2 separate regions of the Mus musculus genome follow, and region 2 is linked to region 1. The links are chromatin contacts, found by Hi-C or POLR2A ChIA-PET in ENCODE. All regions are on one chromosome and are shown on one strand. The core of a region is the stretch at or near the end of the contact, and the rest is flanking DNA. Distances in the headings are between cores, read along the strand shown.

Region 1 (3,702 bases), core at 431-2,930:
GGGTTGGGGGATGATACCAAGGAAACAGTGTCTTCTAGACACAACAGGGCTGAGTTGTGTAAGTGATGGTAGAGAAACTACTGAACTACAGGGTCAAGTCAGGTGGTGCTTCCAAGTGGACACAAGCTTCCATCCGTAACAGGAAACTATCTCTAATTGGCATCCACTTGCAAAGAAAACAAAATGGTTTTCTTCAATGGAGTCTCCATGCCCAGCCATAGAGGGACAACACAAAATGAACTCAATGATTCTGACTTTGGGCCTTTTGTTTTGTTTTACTTGTGTTTTGTGTGTATGTTATGGACTCTGTGTTTATGTGTCTACTCTCCTCGTACTTCCTCTTTATTATTTTTCTTTTTTTAAGTTCTGGTTTGTTTGACTATTTGTATTCTAAAGAGAGAAATAAAGAAGGCATGGAGTCAGGTGGTTGGGGGAATCTGGGAGGAGCTGGGGGTGGGGAAACATGACCGGGATATAGTGTATGAAAAATTATTTTCAATAAAAAGAGTTAGCGGTAGAAACATCAACAAATATTTCCAAAAAGGCCATTTGTACATAACCAAGGCACAGTACCCTCAGATTCTACGTTGCTCTAGTACTAGTGTACTAGTGTAGTTTACTCAAATCTCCTCAGTTGCTTGGTTGTGTTCAATAGCCCTTTTGTTTTATCCACAGTCCAACTGAGACTCACAAAAACACTTTAGCATTACATCTTTTTGTTCTTAAACCCTTTTCTTCATCTTTCATGACATTGAAGATTGAGCAGTTGCTTCGCAGAACGTCCCTTAATTTGGATTTGCTTTCTCGCCCATAGACAAATTACATGCTTTGTTAAGAATACTGACTCGTGGGCTGGAGAGATGGCTCAGCCGTTAAAGGCTAGGTTCACAACCAAGAATATAAGAATATCGACTTGTGTCCCTTTCTGTGAATGACAGGGCACCTGAAGTTAGCTTTAGTCACTTGGTGAAGGCGATTTTCTGGCTGTGAAGGTCCTTTCCTCTTCAGTAAATAATCCGCGGAGTGAGTGAGTCCTGGGAACCATCGGGATCTCCTTAACCGTTTGCTGGGGAATCGGTTGTCACTAAGGTGGCTCTAAAGCAGTGGTGTGTTCCTTGCACAATTCCTGCGACATTGATTTCTCTTCTAAGAAGAGCTCTCTCTCCATCCTCTCTCTCTCTTGAATTAACTTGCATGCTCTAGAAGCCCGCAGTCGCCTAACCTCTAGGGCCTGGGTTTTCTCTCATCGTTCCAACTGAGAAGACTCACATTTTAAAATTACAGTTGACCTGGGACGAAGTTCCCATAAAGACCTGCAAGTCATCCACCATAGAGAGGGTGGCAGGGTCTGGGAGCGACACTCTGGCTGGCAGCTCGCGTCCGCAGAGCCCGCCCTGGGTCTCTGCTGGCGCCCTGCCCGCCCGCGCCCCTTCAGGGGACAGTAGCTACGGCTTTGGCACATTCTCGCGAGAGCCGCGCCTCCCGGCCCAGCAAAGGTCCTCAAAGGCCTTTCGGCCATTTCCACACCACCCCGCGCCGGTCACCCGCCAGCAGGGCCCCCACTGCGCCCGCGCACTCGCCCGCGCACGCGCAGCCGGACAGTTGGCCTAGGCGCCCGCCGCGGGGCCCCTTGCACGTCTGGTCTGAGGCGCGGCGCCGCGCCGCGCGCACTCGCGCTGGGGGACGACGGGCGCGCAGGCGCACAGGCGCGGCGGGGGAGCGAGGTCGCGCAGGCGCAGACGGCGTTGGTTCGAGAAGACCTTCAGCGTTGCCTTGGTGGAGCGGGACGGGCCCACCCTCGGGTTGTAGGTGAGGCGACCGCTGCCGCGGGCCGGGTGGGCGGATGGCCGGCGGGCCTGAGGAGCCGGCCGAGGCCACGGAGGAGGAGCTGAGGGGCGCCGACCTAGGGCGAGGCGAGGCAGGGGAGACTCCGCTGCCCGGACCCTGTTGGTCGCCTGAGGGCGGGAGTCGCCGCCCTGGGCCGGCCGCGACCTTCCGCCGCACCCGGCGTGCGCACTGGCGGTCTGCCCGGGGCCAGGCTGGAAGGCGGGCGGTTTCTAGAGAGGACGAGTCCCGGAACCCCAAACCTACACCCGACCCTGTCCTCACCCCGCTGTCTGGTGTGTCCAGCACTTGTCAGGCGTGTCTTGCACTCCCGACGGCCGAAGGGTGGATGCTCTTCATGCATCTTAAAAAGCAGAAACAAGGAACAAAAGAGAAGCTGTCTCCTCTAGTTAGTGCCTTTTGTCGTCCTCTCAGGCTCTAATGCAGCCTCAGGGCATGGTGCATAGCTGTCTTGTAGCGCTAAGATGATTGTGAGGTTGTAGCTTGACTCTCGAGTAACATGGAGTCCGGGTTTTCTCGATTTTTTTGCTTGATCATACCAGCAGTGCATTTCCCATTAGAATCATGGGTCCGAGTAAGGGACAGTTTGGGCATGAACGACTTCAGTTATCCACTTGACTTTTGCAAAGTGATGATTTTTGAGAAACAGTGGATCAAAAACGCTAAACGCAGCTTGTAAATAGCACTTAGACATTTCGACCACCTTGGTTTATTTTCTCCCTGATCAGTATGAAAACCTAAAACTGTATAAACGTTTCTGTCTGAATACGTAAGACCTGTGTTTCCTCCCTCCTAGAATGATGGCAAAAGATTTACATTACTACCGGGACTGTAAAATTACCCTGCTAGTGGACTCCAAACTCTGTAACATAGAGCAGAATTTTATTATAGATTGATGTAGAACATCAATACCACTCATTTGCCTTGACTCCTTAACTTTTCCTTTTGATTGATGCCTTGGATAAAACCCGTGGCATCAATTATAGATCCTCTTCTATGTAAGATAAGTGCTTTACCCATACGCCATCCCCATTTCTCTATAAATTTTGGGTGTGTGTGTGAACTTGTTTATGTGGTGTATGTACACGTTTGTGTGCACATCCGTATGCATGTGGAGTCCAGTGGTTGATGTTGGGTATAGGTCTCCTCACTGAACTGAGAAGTCTTCCTGTCTCCGCACTTTCCCTACCCCAGTGCTGTGTGGGTCCTCATATGCAGTTCCTCATGCTTGTGTGACAGACACTTTGCCAATTGAGCCATCTCCTTTGCCCCGACTTTATATATGTTTTTTTTGTATGCTCTTTCCTCTTAACTTTATATCATAGTGTGTGCATGTGACAGGTACAAATTTTCAATGACTTTCCAGTTAGGACATAAGTCTTGCTGAATATGGTGGCACACAGCTATAATCCTAGCTCCCCGGAAGCTAAGGACTATCATATGTTGAGAGAGGTCAACCTTGCTACACAGTAAGTTTGAGGTGAGCCTGGGCTATAAACCAAGGCCCTGTTTATTTATAGGCAAAAGCCTAGCAGGAATTGGATTAAGAGTTGGACTGACTGAGTATAAATATACAGGGTAGTTATTTAAATGATTTGCAAAGTGTCCATAGTTCAGGCATAGTGATCGTAACTGGAAGATGTGTTCAACCTGTTGATCTGACACAACTTCATCTACAAAGTTCATGGTCAACAACTTTGTCATCTATTAAGGTCACGCAGTCAGGCTTTTTTTTTTAATTTTTATTTTTATTCAGAGTCTCATTATGTAGCACCTCTAGCTTGCTTCAGATGTACAAATTGTGTCTGCCTCTGCCTCTGAGTGCTGGGGTTGAAGTCACGTTTCCCCATATCCACC
Region 2 (3,702 bases), core at 458-2,957, 160 kb before region 1:
TTTCAGCTCAGACCACCAAAGGCTCCCACTCACAGAGACCTGGTGTCTCGGGATGTGTGTGAACTTTACACTGTGAATGGCGTTAAGTCTATTAACTGTGGCTGATAAGCCGTGTTTGCAGCCTCCACCATTAGATGGAGGACGAGCACATGTGTTTTCACCTTACAACCCTCACACCAGTCTTTCCAGTCCACGAGCCTGGCAGGCAACTCTGAGTCACTCTCTGGCTTTGGCCGAGCACCCTGCTCAGTGAGCAGTCTTGATGTGTGCAGCTTCAGTCCCCAAAGCCTTAGCGGAAATATAGATGTTCCTCTGCTCCTCCCGGCTGCATCAAGCATCCTGGGTCTGGGAGAGAGCAGGCCAGCTGCTGTAGAACTCACAGGAGACTTTCCAAATAATCTGGGGGTGTCCTGGAAACTCCGTCCTAATCCAGTTGGTCCGGGGTGGGGGGGTGCAGCTAGTACTGCCCCTGCCAGGATACAGGCTGGCTCTCCTAAAAACACTTTAGGTGGATTGAACAGGATGGTCAGAGGGACTGTTTACATTATAGTGTTTCCAGTATCTGGTCTGGGGCTGAATATTATTTAACCCTCACTGGCTGTGCCCACTCTACCTTCCACTGACCTGCATAGATTTGTTCTGGACAGGCCACGTCTGGATCTCAGTGAAAATCCCTAGCTGTATTTTTCTGTAAGTGTACTCCAGTTGTATTTGTGACGCGCTCGCAGGATTGTTAAATATCCACCACCACAACAGACACACGTTTTTTGTATATGCCCCTGCCCCATTATCAGCTGCGGAAGACCACGGCATCATTCTAAGCTGGCCATCAAATTAAAGCATTGCTACTGCTTTTCTTTGCACTGAAGCTTCGTCCTTAGTTATCTTGGAGCGCTGCATACTTTCCTCCCACGCCCACACCATCTCTCCCTCCCCCCACTCCATCCATCCTCCCGCTGTTTCTGTGAGGTTAAGAAAACAAAGGTCCTGAAGGAATCCAGAGAGCCTTTAGACTCTTCCAGCTGCAGCATGAAAAAGCAAACACATCTGTGCTTGATGTCCAAGGGTGAGATTGACTGGAAGAACGGAAGAGAGGATGCGATGAACTCCCGAGAGACGAGAGGTTTTGCATCCTGACTCCCACTAGTAATGAGAGGTTCCTAAAAATCTCAGCTTCTCTCTGCCAGCCTAGTTAATCATGCTGCCCAGGCAAAATGCCCCCTCCTTGATGCCCAGCCTGTTTTTTAGTGTGTTCCTTGGTCAGAAGGTAGCCATACAACTCTGGCTTCTCAGCTCAGGAAGGCAGCTGAATCTAGTTACTGCCCGTTAGTGCTGCTCCCATTGTCTGTTGAAAGAACCGGAGTCATTCTGTTTGCTTTCTCCCCTGTGCAAGCAAAACTTCTGCAAGAGACACCTCTCTCCCATTCTCTCCCTCTCACCTCAGCTTACCCAGGGTCATTGCAAAGAACCCTGGATGATGCTGGCTGGTCCTCTGTCTGTGCTTCCATTAAGCATCCCTTCACTGGCTCAGTTTGCCCCCAAAGACTTTAAAGGGACAGAAGAAGAGTCAGCTGTTAGATACCGGCAGAAATTAACTTACCGAGAGTGCTTGCTTCTTTCCCACTCTTGCAGGGGCCTCTCCTTGACGCTGAGCTCTTGAGTTCCTGCAGGCTCTGTCTCCCTGAACAGCTCCAGCCAATTTGAAGGATGAAGAAGGGGTGGGGCCAGAGGTGTGGGCGGGGTTTCTCCTCTGCTGGTGGGTGGACTGAGGAGCCAATGGAGCAGCCGGTGTCTCTAAGGAGGGGGAGGAAGTGCGCGCGGAGGAGCACAGCCAGTCTTGGCTTGCCGCCAGTTTGATTATTCACCGTACTGATGTCATCGAATCACAGGAATTTTCAGAGTTGGAGGGGACTTAAGACTCATCCTGTTTTAAAACCCCGGTCTCAAAGGCCTAAAAGGAACTGTAAGGATCTGCTGCTCTAAGCTCCTGTCTTGACCCATGAGTTTATAGTTCTAAACAGCCCCGCCCAGTTGGGGATGGGGGAGAGGTCTTCTGGAATTTGAAGCAACTACCCCTCAGGACACGTGGGCAATTAATTGGCCGGGCAGATGATGATAAGCTGGGTTGGGTGTGACTGGAGATAGAACGCACATGACTTTTGGTGCGCTCCCTACCTCTGACCTGCTCTCCTAGACTGAGGTGCTTCTCTGCGGCATCTCAGCAGAGATCTCTCAGAGAATTGAGAAAAGTGGGGAAATGGGCAGGTCTCTCAGCCTCAGCACCCTGAAATTCTATCCTAAGCCATCCTTCTTCTAAGCCCCACACCCCGGAGGCAGACAATAAAAGCTCCTGAAAACTACTATTCTGATGACCCTTTCACAACCTACCAAAGCCTCGGCAGTCTCGGGGCACCAGGTCACCCAAAATTCCAGTTTAGTCTTCATCTGCAGCTGCTTGCACATCAGAGGGGTGGGCGAGTGGCCTCTGTCAATCTCGGCTGGCGTGGAGCTGAGAGGAGGGTTTCTCAGTAATCACAGGTGCCCTGAGTTTTGCTAAATGCACACTCCCCTCCATAAACACACACACACACACACACACACACACACACACACACACACATCCTCCGAAACCCCAGCTTTTGTGTTTCTACCACCTGTGAGTCTGTTTCCCCTGTCAGACTCCGGGGGGTGGGGGTGGGGGGGGGTGGGAAGCAAGACTGAAGAGCCAGAAATACAAATGGGAAGCTGATACCATAACAATGGGAACTTTGATTTTAGTCAAAGGATTGCAGGGGGGTGGGGTGGGGGGAGTGAAAATAAATCTTAATGATATCACATCCTGGGAAACTTGCCTAGGAGCCCTTTGCTCCAAAGGGCTCCAAGTACAATAACTTGGGGGCAGATGGATAAGAAAATGAAGTGCTGAAGAAAGAGTTCCTAAGGCTAGCTTCTGCAATGGGGGTCCTCTCTGTAGTGTGTGTCACCTGTGGGGGCAGAGAGTTGGCTTAATGATCCCTTTGTTGGGGGCAATGGAAGTGGACAGCTGACGAGGTATCAGGACAAAAACCATGATGAGAAAACTAATTAAGAAGTGATGTGATTCCCAGGATAGCCCAAGGAAAGAGAAGTGGGCAAGAAGCTGACAACACAGCTATTAACCAGGAGGCAGGTGCTCTGTGTACAGACTAAAAGCATCTCCTTTAAAAGGGGATCAGCTTTTAAGGACAAATGAGGTAAATATCCAGATGGCATTATTGGGAATACACTGCTGGGATGTAGGGACTCCTCATGCATGCCATGGCTGGTCCTGCCCTGAAATTAGACCCTATTAAGGCCCAAGGCTCATAGACCTGCATCTCCCTGCCCCATTTCTCCCCGAGGACACAGGGATGGGCTATTAACAAATGCTGAGGTGGTGAGGGACTTTTCTTTGTGAGGGACTTGACCAGAGGACACCCCTCATCTCATACTTCTGGAAGTTACCCCAGTTGAATTCACTGTTTAGTTCTCCAGGCTAGACCCATGGAATTGTTTCCTTTGTCTGTTCTCAGTCTAGAGTTAACAGACGTTCGCTCATATCCGCTTAGAAGTAGTAAAGGCAGCATATACTGTCCAGGCCTTCATCTGCACTGGAGACTTACACTGGCTAGCTGGACCAGGTGGGTGAATTGCAGGCTCATGCACTCCCTGAGGAAAAAAATG

Evidence for each region. A loop is a pair of places that touch in the nucleus more often than their neighbours do. ChIA-PET counts read pairs that join two places held with the same protein, here RNA polymerase II (POLR2A).
Region 2: a loop to region 1 is called in a map of heart, with 2.0 times the contacts of the local background. The contact joins the promoter of Plat here to the promoter of Vdac3 in region 1. A Hi-C loop is called at or near these places in 1 of 37 maps with a recorded cell type or tissue (heart). POLR2A ChIA-PET finds 5 or more read pairs at or near these places in 1 of 5 experiments (Patski).

What each region holds. Positions count from the first base shown.
Region 1 is chr8:22,591,791-22,595,492 of GRCm38, reverse strand. Vdac3 (voltage-dependent anion channel 3) reads left to right here and starts at 1,680. Exons shown (of 9, transcript NM_011696.2): 1 at 1,680-1,809.
Region 2 is chr8:22,755,727-22,759,428 of GRCm38, reverse strand. Plat (plasminogen activator, tissue) reads right to left here and starts at 1,707. Exons shown (of 14, transcript NM_008872.3): 1 at 1,601-1,707.